Regions from separate parts of the Homo sapiens genome. Here region 1 is linked to region 2. Evidence: chromatin contacts called from ENCODE Hi-C data. All regions are on one chromosome and are shown on one strand. Each heading gives the region's core, a stretch centred on a gene start or an enhancer-like site at or near the end of the contact. The rest is flanking DNA. Distances are from core to core; before and after follow the strand shown.

Region 1 (6,649 bases), core at 3,465-5,964, 2.3 Mb before region 2:
CCACCTGTGCCTATAAAAACCCCCCGAGACCCTAGCAGGCAGACACACAGGTGGCTGGATGTCAAGAGGAACACATCGACGTGGGAGTACACCAGCACGCTGGCAGGCCAGCTGGCAGGCCATCGATTCGCAGAATGACGCAGAGCTTGGCCAGGGAGGTTGGAGGAGAATCGGGCAACCTGACACCAGGGCAAAACCATTTCCCTTCTGGCTCCCCCATCTGCTGAGAGCTACTTCCACTCTATAAAAGCTTGCAATCATTATCCAAGCCAACGTGTCATCTGATTGTTCCAGTACATCAAGGCAAGAACCCTGGGATACAGAAGGCCCCCTGTCCTTGAAATAAGGCAGGGGTCTAACTGAGCTGATGAATACAAGCCGCCTACGGATGGCTAAACTAAGAGTACCCTGTAACACAAGCCCACTGAGGCTTCAGCTGTAAACATTCACCCATAGACATGGCTATGGGGTTGGAGCCCCACAGCCTGCCTATCTATATGTTCCCCTAGAGGTTTGAACAGCAGGGCACCGAAGAAGCGAGCACACCTCCAGTGCACGCCCTGCGAGGGGGAAAAGGGAACTTTTCCCATTTCAAAAGAAATGAATCCATTTACAACTGCATCAAAAAGAACAAAATACTTAGGAATAAATTTAGCAAAACATGCAGAACTATACTCTGAAAACTACAAAACACTGTTGAAAATAATTAAAGATCTAAATAATTGGAAAAACATCCCTTGTCCATGGATCAGACTACTTAACTCTCTGTAGAGGGCAATACTCCTGAAAATGATCTACAAGATTTAATGCAATCTCTATCAGAATCCCTGTGGACTCCTTTGTAAAAATCGATTAAGCTGATTCTAAAATTCACATAGAATTGCAGGAGACCCAGGATAGCCACAACAATCTTGGGAAAAAAAGAACAAAGTAGGAGGACTCACATATCCCAATTTCAAAACTTACTATACAAAGCAACGGTAATCAAAACACCATGGTAATGGCATAGGGCTATTACATATAGATCAAGAGAATAAAAGTCAAAGTCTAAAAATAAACTCTCATGCTTAAGGTCAACTGATTTTTGACAAGGGTGCTAAGACTACTCAGTGGGAGAAAGAACAGTCTTCAAAAAATGGTGCTGGGGTACCTGGATAGACACATGAAAAAGAATTAAGTTGGACCGTCATCTCACATTATATACAAAAACTAACTCAAAATGGATTAAAGACCCAAATATAAAAGCTAAAATGATAAAATTCTCAGAAGAAAGCACTGGGGAAAGGATTCATAACAATGGATTTAGCAGTGATTTCTTGGATGTGACACCAAAACACAGGCAACAAAAGCAAAAATAGACAAGTAGGACTACAAACTAAAACATTTTTGTGCTTCGAAGCACATCATGAAAGTGAAAAGACAAACCACAGAATAAGAGAAAATATTTGCAAATAATCTATCTGATAAGGGACTTGTATCCAGAATAAAGAACTCTTAACAACTCAATAAAAAAGAAATTTAAAAATGAACAGGGCCAGGTGCGGTGGCTCACGCCTGTAATCCCAGCACTTTGGGAGGCCGAGGCAGGCAAATCACAAGGTCAGGAGTTCAAGACCAGCCTAGCCAACATGGTGAAACCCTGTCTTTACTAAAAATACAAAAAATTAGCCACACGTGGTGACACATGCCTGTAGTTCCAGCTACTTGGTAGGCTGAGGCAGGAGAATCACTTGAACCCGGGAGGCGGAGGTTGCAGTGAGCCGAGATCATGCCACTGTACTCCAGCCCCGGTGACAGACTGAGACTCCGTCTCAAAAGAAAAAAAAAAAAGAGCAAAGGATGGCCCACCAAAAATGGCCACACACATTACATAAATCCATTCATATGCAATGTCCAGAACAGAGAAATTCCTACAGACCGACAGATTAGGTTTTAGGGCAGAAGGGGTAGGAGAGGAACAATAGCTAAAGGGTACAAATGCTCTTTTTGAGGTGATGAAAATGTTCTAAGTAGTACAATTTAAGTGGGTAAATTGTACTGTACGTATTTGTCTTTCAAATTAGTTTATACTGAGTTTTGCCTGCAGAACGTTTTTCAATAGTCACATAATCATACACACAAATCTTTTTCCTTATGATTTCTGAATCTGATACAGTGCTTAGTTGCTTCTTGCCTCACAATTAATACTATCTTGTAATATTTTACGTATTCTTGTAGATGATCTTACATCTTTTCTGGAAAAGGAATATGTTATTTAATTCTCCATTTTCTCTCCATGGTTCTTCTAACTGTGTCTCACTCTCCTCATGCTGCCTGTGTTACTACGCTTTTCTCACAATGTATCATTTCCTACCTCACACAAAAAATAGAGGCCTGGTGGGAAAGTCCTCAAATTCCTGCTCACAACACACCCCATTCTTCAAAACTATATATCATCCATAGCTTCTTGTTAGGCTAAATCCTCTACCTTGAATTTGGATTCTGTCCTTTTCTGCCTTCTTGGATCCTTGTTCAACCATTTTTCTCCTCTACTGTCTGTTCAACCTCTCCCTCTATTTGTTAACTCAGCACAGCACATCAAGGGAATTTATTCTTTCTTAAGAGTCTATCCCACAAAATTGTGTTATTTCTCTCTATTCTTTCTTGTCTTCCTGTTGCAGTGAAACTTCTCTTCACCAATCCCATTGCCAGCTATCAGATTCGAACAATCATTTTTTCATTTAGACTACTGCAGACTGATTTCCTACCAATCCATCAGCTAAACTTGGAAATTTTAATTTGGTATACACAGCTGGGTCCACAAATCTCCTGAAATGTTTATGTATATGTGCACATTTTTGGGGAATAGTTTTCATAAAATATGAAGAGTGAGATGACTCCAAAATGTTGCTTATTTTTCTCATGGAAGGCAAACTGATCTTTTAAAATGCAAATATGTCATGCCATTGGCTCATTTAAAGTCTTTCAGTATTTCCCCATTACCATGAAGATAAAACCCAAACTCTGTCAAGGCATACAAGGTCTCTTCATGATGTGGCGCTTACCTCTTTAGCATCATCTCTCATGACTACCTCCTCCTTCTCCCCATATTGGTTTCCTCTCCTCTATACAAATATCACTGTTAATATAGTAATAAAATAGAATATATACCCAGAACTCATCAGACTCATTTGCTTCAGGGCCTTTCTACATGCTTCTCTGCCTGAAATCATCCATTTACATCTGCTCTCTAAACTGGTCCTTAAAGACTCAGGGATTACAATAGGAAATCATTTCCTATTCTCTCCAGTCAGGATTAAGTGTTCCTTTTAATCTACGGCATTCTGTGTATATCACTATAATAACTTTTATCACATATTATAATAATTATTAACCTACTTATCTTTCTTCCCCACTAGATTATAAATCTTAAATAGTAACAAGAGTATTTTTCCATTTCCATATTCCTAGTGTTGGCACTCACATTATTTTCTGAACAAATCGCACATTCTCTTCTCAACCTGTTGCAAAACACTCTAAGTTCGATATTGTAACCATTCTTGGAAACCATCTAAGATCAATACTCTCTTCTCATTACCAAATTTAATTTTCATTCCTCATCTAGCTTAATCCTCATCTTATTTTACTTAATCCTCATTTTATTTGACCTATCAATAACATCTGACATAGCTCGCCACGTCCTCTTCTTGAAATTCTTTCTTCATTTGGCCTCCTGGATACTGTTCTCACTTGGTTCCCTTCCTCCTAATTCACTAGCTATCCCCTGAGCTTCGCTTTGTGAAATTTCACTGAGCCAAACACGAGTCATACACTCTCATTTCAATGTATACTTCCACAAAAAGTAAAAAGAAAAAACACGAAAATGGTTGTGATGAACTCTCTAATAGGCATCTCATAACATATCCCGAAGTCAACTTATCCCTTAGTCTTTTCTTTCTCAGGACATGGAAGCCCATTCTCGTGGTGCTCACCATGACAGTTTCGGTCTGAGCAAAGGCATTTGGGAACGCCAGCCTACAGCCAGTTGGGTGTGCAGAACAAAACCATTGTGGTTTTTCCTAAGTCTCCCCTGAGAAACAGTCAGGAGGCGAGGAGACTCAATAAACCCGCCCCTTTGCCACAGGCAGGGAAAATCGCAGTTTGGGGTCTCAGGACCGACCTCGGTCCAAGGCCAGGCACACTGTCACTCCAGCCTGTGCCACCCTCACTTCCAGCGGCCCCCGTCCCCCCCCCCAACCCCGCGGTCACCTCCCCCACCCCCCACTCACCTCCCAGCGGCCCTCGCCTCCCCCTGGCCCTCACCAACACCCCCACTCGCCGCCCCCCACATCCAACTCCCGGCCAGCCCTCCCCTCCCCCCGGCCCTTGCCTCTCCAACACTCACCTCCCGTTCGGCCCTCCGCTCCCCTACACTCACCTCCCGTTCGGCCCTCCCCTCCCCCACACTCACCTCCCGTCCAGCTCCGACCCGGAGGTGTCGGCCGAAGGCCCCGTCGCTCCCTCCGTGCTGAGCCCAGAGGCCCGGCGGCTTCGCCTCCGCGGTCGAGGCTGCTTCTGAGCCGCCAGCTCGGGCTCCATGGCACGGAGGAGGGGGTGGGGCGGTGGCCGGGTGCCCGGGAGACCGGCAGGGACGGGCACGATGCCCGCCAGCCTCTGCCAGGCAGAAAGCGCCTGTCAGCGGACTGCAGCCGCCACCGCCGTCATCCGGGGATTTGAAAATGGCGGCTGAGCAGCGATCAGCCAATCAGTGAGCGCGCAGCGGTTCCTAGGAGACGTGGAGTCCCGCCCCTCCACCGCTCCCGGGATCTACTTGCCTAGGAAAGAACCTAGGAAAATTTGCCCTTAACTCCTGAGCGCATCCCTGAGTCCCTAAGGCCCGGTACCTCCTTCATTGTTCATTAGGACTTTCACTACAGGCCAAGGCAAATGGACTGGAAGCATTTTAATTCACCAGATCTTTCTTAGCATTTGAGGAGAAGAGAGGTCCAAACTAATGACCTGTAAACAAGGCATGTTTATTGGCCATATTCACACTGAATTATTGTGCACGTGGCCAATATGAGATATATTTCCAATTACCAAAGGTTATGCAAGTGTGTTCCCGGGACTGTCTCTAGGGAACCAGCAAAATCTAATTATGAGCCCTTATGTCTTCCAATAAGCATGACACAGTCTCTCCCTAGCAAAACAGAATGAAGTGACTTCATCCTTTGCTTGTAAAAGTCAGCAAAAGACATAATATAAAATAAAAGACCGCTTCAAGTAAAAAAAAAATTGTTAAACAAATTACACTTTCTTTGATTTTAAATATTGCTTTATATGTGTCAAAGTCTTTAAAAATAGCTTCTCCTGACCGGGCGCTGTGGCTCACGCCTGTAATCCCAGCACTTTGGGAGGCTGAGGCAGGCGGATCACGAGATCAGGAGATCAAGACCATCCTGGCCAACATGGTGAAACCCTGTCGCTACTAAAATACAAAACTTAGCTGGGCAGAGTGGCGCATGCCTGTAATCCCAGCTACTCAGGAGGCTGAGGCAGGAGAATTAGTTGAACCAGAGAGTCGGAGCTTGAATTGAGCCAAGACCGTGCCACTGCACTCCAGCCCAGTGACAGAGCGAGACTCCGTCTCCAAAAAAAAAAAAACAAAAAAACACTTCTCTTTTGCCAGTATATTTCCACTTATGGAAATTTATCCTAAAAAATAAAATTATATAAACATGAAGCTATTAATGACATTGTTTATAATAGAAACATTTAAAACAACCTAAATAAACAATGATTTATAGCTCATCCACTGAGAAGAATATTTTCAGCCAACAAAAATGAAGTGTGAAGTATGTAATAGTATACTGGTAATTTGAAATAAAAACATGAAGTATAGAGGTATATTCAGTATATTCAAAGTTATGAATTACAAGAGATTATACAAAGAAAAAAGATAATGTATTAAAATGTATTAAATGTATTAAAAAGTCAATGTATTAAAATGTCTCTAGGTAGACTTTAGGTATTCAAAATTTTTATTTTTATTTTTTGCATTTAATTTTTTTAAAAATAAGGACATATTGAATTTGCAGTACCTTTATAACATGAGGGAAAAATGTTTTTGTTTTAAAAAGAGTAAGAAATTAGGGAGTAACATTGAGATGTGAAGCCAGCTAGACTTCCTGGGTAGAGTGGGGACTTGGAGAACTTTTCTGTCTGGCAAGAGGATTGTAAAACACACCAATCAGTGCTCTGTAGCTAGCAAGAGGATTGTAAAATGCACCAATCAGTGCTCTGTAAAAAGCACCAATCAGCAGGACCCTAAAAGTAGCCAATCACAGGGAGGATTGAAAAAAGGGCACTCTGATAGGACAAAAATGGAACATGGGAGGGCACATATAAGGGAATAAAACCTGGCCACCCCAGCCAGCAGGGCAACCCACTGGGGTCCCCTTCCACACTGTGGAAGCTTTAGTTCTTTCACTCTTTACAATAAATCTTGCTGCTGCTCACTCTTTAGGTCTGTGCCACCTTTAAGAGCTGTAACACTCACCATGAAGGTCCATGGCTTCATTCTTGAAGTCAGCGAGACCATGAACCCACCGGAAGGAACCAGCTCTGAACATAAGTTGACCTTGGTCAAGAACCACTTCTGTTCTACCTT
Region 2 (6,883 bases), core at 596-3,095:
GGGTGCTAGAATTTACATTTTTCTCATTTTCATCTTGTGAGTTAGTAACTAGCTATGAAAGACTGTGATTTTCCTGTTTTTAGTCCCAGACCAGCATTCCATGGACAAAGACAGGCGCGTGACACCCAGGAGGAGCCAGGGAGGGTGCAGAGCCAGACACACGGCAGCCAGCAGTTAAATACATGGAGCAGGAACCAGCCTGCGGTGTCACAGCAGCCGCCTCAGCACCGGCCAACGAGCTCAACCAGGTGCACGTGGAACCAAAGACAAGCCCACTGACCACCAGAGCATGCCGGCCAGGACAAGGGAAGCGGTGTGACCAGCAGCCAGGCTTCTCCCTCCAGTCACCCCTTACAGCACCTGCAAGTAAAACCAGCAGGAACCTGGGGCCAGGGGGATTTTTTTTTTTTTTTTTTTTGCACCACATACTCGCTGCCCCTTTTAAAGAGCTATATCTTCAGGATCTTAAATTCTTTCATCCAAACTTCCAGGGGACATAGATCATGATTCGTCACACTTGGTTTTCCAAAAACTAAGAATTGTTGGTGGGATCCACAAATGCAAGATTTCTTTAAATAAAACCATGAATGCACCAAAAAACTCCATCCGTACGGGATCCCTAAGCGCGTGCTGACTTTGTCAAGCAAGGTGCTCATAAGCACAGCAGGGGTTGTCTCTGCACTGGAGGCGAAGCTCTCCCTGCCTTCGGTCTGCAGGCAGCTCCCAGGAGACCCCTGCAGTGACGTGAGTGCGTGTTTCGATACACCAATGGTGCACGCACACAGCTCATTTTCACACACAGAGACTCACTAATATTCCAAATCCCAGAAAAGCTCCTATTTTTACATGAAACCTACCACCATTTAATTTATCAAAACATTATGAAAAGGTTACAAAAACTGAAATTCACTCCACACGATCCTACGTCACTGGCACCAAGTGTGACCGAGACCATTTACAACCCAACCCCCAAGGCAAGTGAGGGTGGGGGCGCAGAGCAGGGCAGGGGTGCTCTCTGGACTCTGCCTGGACAAAAACCTGGGGGGCAGCACGAGAGCCAGCACAATGGGAGCTAGAGCCAGCAACCCAGAAACTCCAACCAAAGAGACGAGGTGGCCGCAACTCAGGAACGAAACCAGGATAACTGGGCTGCAGAGGAGTGGGTGCCATTCCCATTCTCTCACTCACTCTCTTTCACACACACACACACACACACACACACACCACACACCTACACATACAAGGACACCACATATACACACACCCCACACACAGATACACATTCGCTAGCCAGAAATTCACACAGTTAACACATACACACGGGCACACCACACATACACACTCAGACTCACACACCTACATACAGACACACACCAGACTCACACAGTTACACACACACCGAGATTCACACACCACATACACCACACACAGAAACACAGACTCACTGATACACATACGCACTTCAACTCTCCGTTCACATCTTATCTTCCTCCGTCAATCACGACCGCAGAATGGAAACGCTCCCCTGTGTGAATTCAGCCCACACTCTCCTGATGTTTTGCAAACGTTGCTCCACCTAACTTCCGTGGTTGTCAAAATTCCCTCCACCTCTCTTCTGATGTGTCGGAGCTCAGGAGGCGCCCAATGCAGAGAGAGCCTGGACCAGCACGAAGGTGTGGGCCCCATGAGCGTCTTCAGCGGGGAGGCACCGATTTGGATTATTTCTATTAACAAGTACTCAAAGTGACTCACAGATTAACACATGCATTTCTAAAAATCAAACCACAAGTAAAGAGCTGCTCACAAAGTCTGTTCTGTCCACATAATCTCTATTTCGCAACTGATCTGAGCTCAAGTGTTCTGGGAATTTACTAGACATAAAAGAGTCTCTAACTCAGAGAACCCTGTGGACGCAGCCCAGTACCTACCACTTGCAGGATGCTGGAGACACTCTCCCAGTCGGCCTCTGCGATGTTTGAGCCTCCGTCCACCATGCCCTGGTAGCCCTAGGGGAGAAAGGGAGAATCTTTTAAAAATGAGATAAACTTCACTAAATGGGAAGTGATCCTTAAATTATATAAAACGGGAAAAATGACAGTGAATGTCAGTTCCTCAGCATCCACTGGTCAGAAGACAGGGCAGTTCCAGCACTGGATAAAAGCAGTGAATTGTGGGAAAGTCCTCACCTTGAGTCCCTAGTAATGGGAACGTCTGCCTAGACTCAGCCTCACAGTGCAATGAGGAATCAAGCCATTCTCCTATGGCCCAGCGTTTCCCGAGAGGTTGAAAGGGTCGTGTTTCGCTAGAGGTTGAAAGGGGTCACTTTCACCCAACGTGTTTATCATACTTCAGCACAAACTCACAGGCACACAGCACTGTCGAGCACGGGACATACATGGGAGCATTTTGTCAGGGGCTCCGCCTGCCAAGGCACCCTGCGCCACTTGGGATGTATGTTGAATATTATTAAACAGCACAGCTGAATAATAATTGTCTGCCTTACCCTCCATTAATGACACGGTGCTGCATTAGGGAATCAGATATCAATATGTGAGGACACATTGATAGAAGAAGCCCAAGGACAATTACCTTTTTTTTTTTTTTTTTTGAGACGGAGTCTCACTCTGTCACCCAGGCTGGAGTGCAGTGGCGCGATCTCGGCTCACTGCAACCTGCCTCCCGGGTTGAAGTGATTCTCCTGCCTCAGCCTCCTGAGCAGCTGGGATTACAGGTGCCTGCCACTGCACCTGGCTAATTTTTGTAGCTTTTAGTAGAGACGGGGCTTCACCTTGTTGGCCATGCTGGTCTCAAACTCCTGACCTCATGATCCGCCTGCCTCAGCCTCCCAAAGTGCTGGAATTACAGGCGTGAGCCACCGCGCCTGGCCAACAATTACCTTTCAATGCTAAATGCATCCCCATCTTTTTCTCCACGGAATATACAAGATCAGGAAATGCAGCAATGCCCACGGGTAACTTCATCTACATAACTCACTTTCCACAGCATTTAATCTTAAGAAGGAATAACTATTAAGGATTTAGAAAAGTTCATGATAGATTATTGTTGGATCCATAAGCCCACCTTAGTGAAGGTCCGGAGGACAGAAAAAAGAAAGGTTTTTAAAATTGAAATGACTCATAGATTATGGAGTTCTATATATAAATTAATCAATAGTGCAGGCACCTTGATAGCTGGCCAATTTGTATACTTATATTTATAAATTTCTACCAGAAATATTATATATATATGTGTGTTTATTTTATTTTATTTTTGAGACAGAGTCTTGCTCTGTTGCCCAGGCTGGAGTGCAGTGGCACGATCTCGGCTCACTGCAACTTACATCTCCCAGGTTCAAGCAATTCTCCTGCCTCAGCCTCCAGAGTACTTGGGATTACAGGAACACACTACCACATCTGGCTAATTTTGTTTTTGTTTTAAAGTAGTGACAGGGTTTCACCATGTTGGCCAGGCTGGTTTCCAACTCTTGACCTCAAGTGATCTGCCTGCCTGGGCCTCCCAAAGTGCTGGGATTACAGGCGTGAGCCACCATGCCTGGCCACATGTGTGTTTATAATTTAGTGTCATACATGTAATAAACAAGAAAGGAGAAAACAGTCTGGAATGGAACAGAACCCAAAACAGAGCTGGTTCATTTCAGCGCTGGCAGCCCCGTCTGCACCTCCCGAGACCCCCCAGGCACCCAGGCCCTGGCTCACAGGCTGGTACAGGGACTGCCCATCACCAGGCCCCCTACCTCCATGGCAAAACAGCAGAACATCTTCTAAACACAGCCCAGTCTCACTCTAGGGATTATTATTATTATTATTGTCTCCCCTTGCTCTGAAAACAGATTTCCCTTGCAGTGCAGATGAGCCCAGTGTAGCCGTCCCCCGGAGGGCGAGGGTGAGCAAGTGTGAGGTCGGATGCAGACCTCGCCTCTGCACAGGGCACCCTGGGAGGCACCGTTTATGTTCTGTCCTGCTGCGGATGCTCTGTCCACACAAGGACTCACTGGTAACAGACGGTCATGTGCAAAGCCATGAATGACTCTTGGAGGCCATAATCCTCAGAATATTGTAAGTACAATAGGTAGGTAGGCGGGTGGGTGGATACATAAATAAAGAGATAACCTAGCCTTGGGGTTGCAGTTTCAGTGATCTCTACCACCCCAAACTCCCAGGTTTTTTTGTTTTTTGTTTTTTTGAGACGGAGTCTCGCTGTGTCACCCAGGCTGGAGTGCAGTGGCGTGATCTTGGCTCATTGCAAGCTCCGCCTCCCGGGTTCCTGCCATTCTCCCACCTCAGCCTCCTTAGTAGCTGGGACTACAGGCACCCGCCACCACGCCCGGCTAATTTTTTGTATTTTTAGTAGAGACGGGGTTTCACCGTGTTAGCCAGGATGGTCTCGATCTCCTGACCTCGTGATCCGCCCGCCTCGGACTCCCAAAGTGCTGGGATTACAGGCATGAGCCGCCGCACCCGGCCTCCCAGGTTTCTGCTAAGAATTATGCTTCATTCTGCAAGCACAACAGAGCGCTCCATTCTTCAGGTCTGGGAGCAACACTGAACAAACTGCCATCTGCAGTGATCCTGACTTTCCAGATTGACTTCCATGAAGCTCGGGGGGGCAAGGAAACAAGGAAGCAGGCATGTAGCCTGGGCCACCGTGAAACGGACCCTTCTTAGAGGCACGACCTCCCATCCTCCAAGCCCACATCTCAGGAGGAGAGAAAAGATGACCCATGATGGGGCCTGAACTGCAGCAGAAACCGGGACCTCCCTGAGAGGACTGGGATGTAGAGCGGCCGTAAACCTGGGGCTCCGGCAAAACTGAAACAGACAGTTCCTACATTCCCACACCCAGAGCTGTTGCGGTCATTTCTGTGCATGCAGTTTTTTGGTAAATAAAGAGACCGGGGGGAAGGTGCCAGTTCCGGCCGCCACCCTGCTGAAGAGGATGCCAAGGCCGCTGCAGCATCCTGAGGCCGTCTCAGGCCCAGGAGTCAACCATGCACCCCTAACGGCATCAGCTTTCAGAGTATTCCTGGAGCACGCGCTATCCCGGACGCTGCTTCCAAGTCAACCGCCACCCAGCATTTTACTAGTTAATATGCCATAGTGGGAACCATACAATTTCCTTTCCCTGCATGAGTTCACAGAATTTAAATACGGATTTAATCAAACATGTTAACGAATCCTCTTGCTTCTGGAGTAGTAAGAAAACTGCTCTGCAAACCACAACATTTTGAAAAGTAAAATGTTCTCTGAAAGTAATTTCATTATTTTGTGTTGCATAGATGCATGTGGCAAAGAAAGCCATTAAAAAATAGAAAGGGAGGGCTTTCTGAGTGCCACCTCCAATGCTCCCTGTCTAGTGCATGCGTGAGCTAAGTTGCTAGGAAATGACTCATTCTTTAATTTGCAAAGTCACGACGCCCATGGAACATGTGAAAAGCAACTACCAGCCGCAGTTCTAAGCCGTCTTTCACCAACAAGGAAGATATTACTAAATTAGGAAGACTCATTTTGCCCAAACGTACTACAACGTAGAAATTCAGATGAGTTTTCTCTTTTGAAGTCTTCTTAGAAGGCTGAATATTTATCTTACTACAGCCAAAGCCCAGACGTTTCCTAAAACACCCTTTTGGAATTTGCCTTCCAAGCCAGTTTTATGACTCACATAGGAAAAACAGAGCATAAAACCTTTAACCTTATCTCAGTTTTTTGGCCAAAGTAACATTCTCTGTCTTGTTGACTCTGACTCACAAGATGAACCTTAGAGCTCCTCGTTGGCTGTATCGGATCCATCGTCGGACAGAATTTTTTACGTTGAGTCATTCGATCACATCTAAGAACATGCCACAGGCTCTGAAGTCATTTCAACTTATTCGAAATTGTTTTGAGCTGTGTCAAAATAACCAGCCTTCTAACCATGTAGGAGATCATTCTATATGTAGAGGTGGTTTTGACTAGAATTTTTAGGCAATCGCCGAATCCATCATAAATGGAGTAAGCTAGTTCACCTATGCGCGTAGTTCACCTATGGGTGGCTTTCTCGGACGTCTCATATGTAAGTTTTTTTTTTTAAAGTTACAGACAAAGGGAAATTATACCGTTGTGTTGCAGCAGTAGGCTTTTTCTTTCAGAATGCTTGTTGCATGGGTCCATGTGTCTTCTCAACTGGATAATGCTTTTTTCCAATCTGATTTCCTGAATTCTTCACTCAACTAACTCCAAATGGTGAACATTCCAACTACCAGAATAAAACAAGCTCCTAGAGATAACAGACTTTAAAAGTGCCTTCCAGATAGTGTTATCACCAGCTTCCTGCAGACATAGTTACTGCATCCAGAGATGTAGGGGCTTTGCTGCTTCTGAGTAAATACTATTTTTTTTGTTTCCTACAGAATCAAGCTTTCCCTAGTTTAATCCTTTTCCCTCCCCCACAGAACCTAAAGCTACAACATTCCTTAATAAATTAAAGCATTTCACTTTTAGAATTCAGAGCATGCATGCAGAGGTCAGCTCTGAACGGCTCTCTAGGCTTAGACTTGGGAAACACCAGCGTTCCAAACTAGGTGTGCGAGAAAGAGAGGCGGCAGGAATTTCACTATGTCAATGGTTTTCAAAGGCCAGGAATCGTGGCTTTATCCTGTCTCTAGGAAATTCAGAGGCAGAGCCTGAGATTAAACAGCCCCACACCAACACACATCCCAAGCCCTGCTCACCTCCCCACCAACACTCTGAAGGAACGCTCTTGTCCAGAGACCCTACCAATCACCCCAGCAAAGCACCCTCACTGATTTCATTACTTGATAGAAAATTTCTATAGAGCAGCCTCAGGATTTCTTCTTGGGAGACTCAGTCAACTGTAAAATTCTAAA

Evidence for each region. A loop is a pair of places that touch in the nucleus more often than their neighbours do. Pooled maps may share reads with other maps.
Region 1: a pooled map of gastrocnemius medialis shows a loop between it and region 2 (2.7-fold over the local background). The contact joins the promoter of NET1 here to the enhancer-like site in region 2. A Hi-C loop is called at or near these places in 1 of 168 maps with a recorded cell type or tissue (ascending aorta) and 4 of 50 pooled maps.

The regions. Positions count from the first base shown.
Region 1 is chr10:5,410,622-5,417,270 of GRCh38, reverse strand. It overlaps NET1 (neuroepithelial cell transforming 1), which reads right to left and starts at 4,714. Exons shown (of 12, transcript NM_001047160.3): 1 at 4,451-4,714. The coding sequence starts at 4,578. RefSeq lists a silencer at 4,373-4,802.
Region 2 is chr10:3,094,398-3,101,280 of GRCh38, reverse strand. It overlaps PFKP (phosphofructokinase, platelet), which reads right to left. Exons shown (of 22, transcript NM_002627.5): 3 at 1,929-2,006. Among named protein-coding and RNA genes, the nearest start is that of PFKP, 30 kb to the right of the region's middle. RefSeq lists an enhancer at 4,931-6,130. Within about 2 kb of position 1,845, at least 4 of the 41 ENCODE cell types and tissues checked have a DNase peak (open chromatin) inside an H3K27ac peak, as active enhancers do.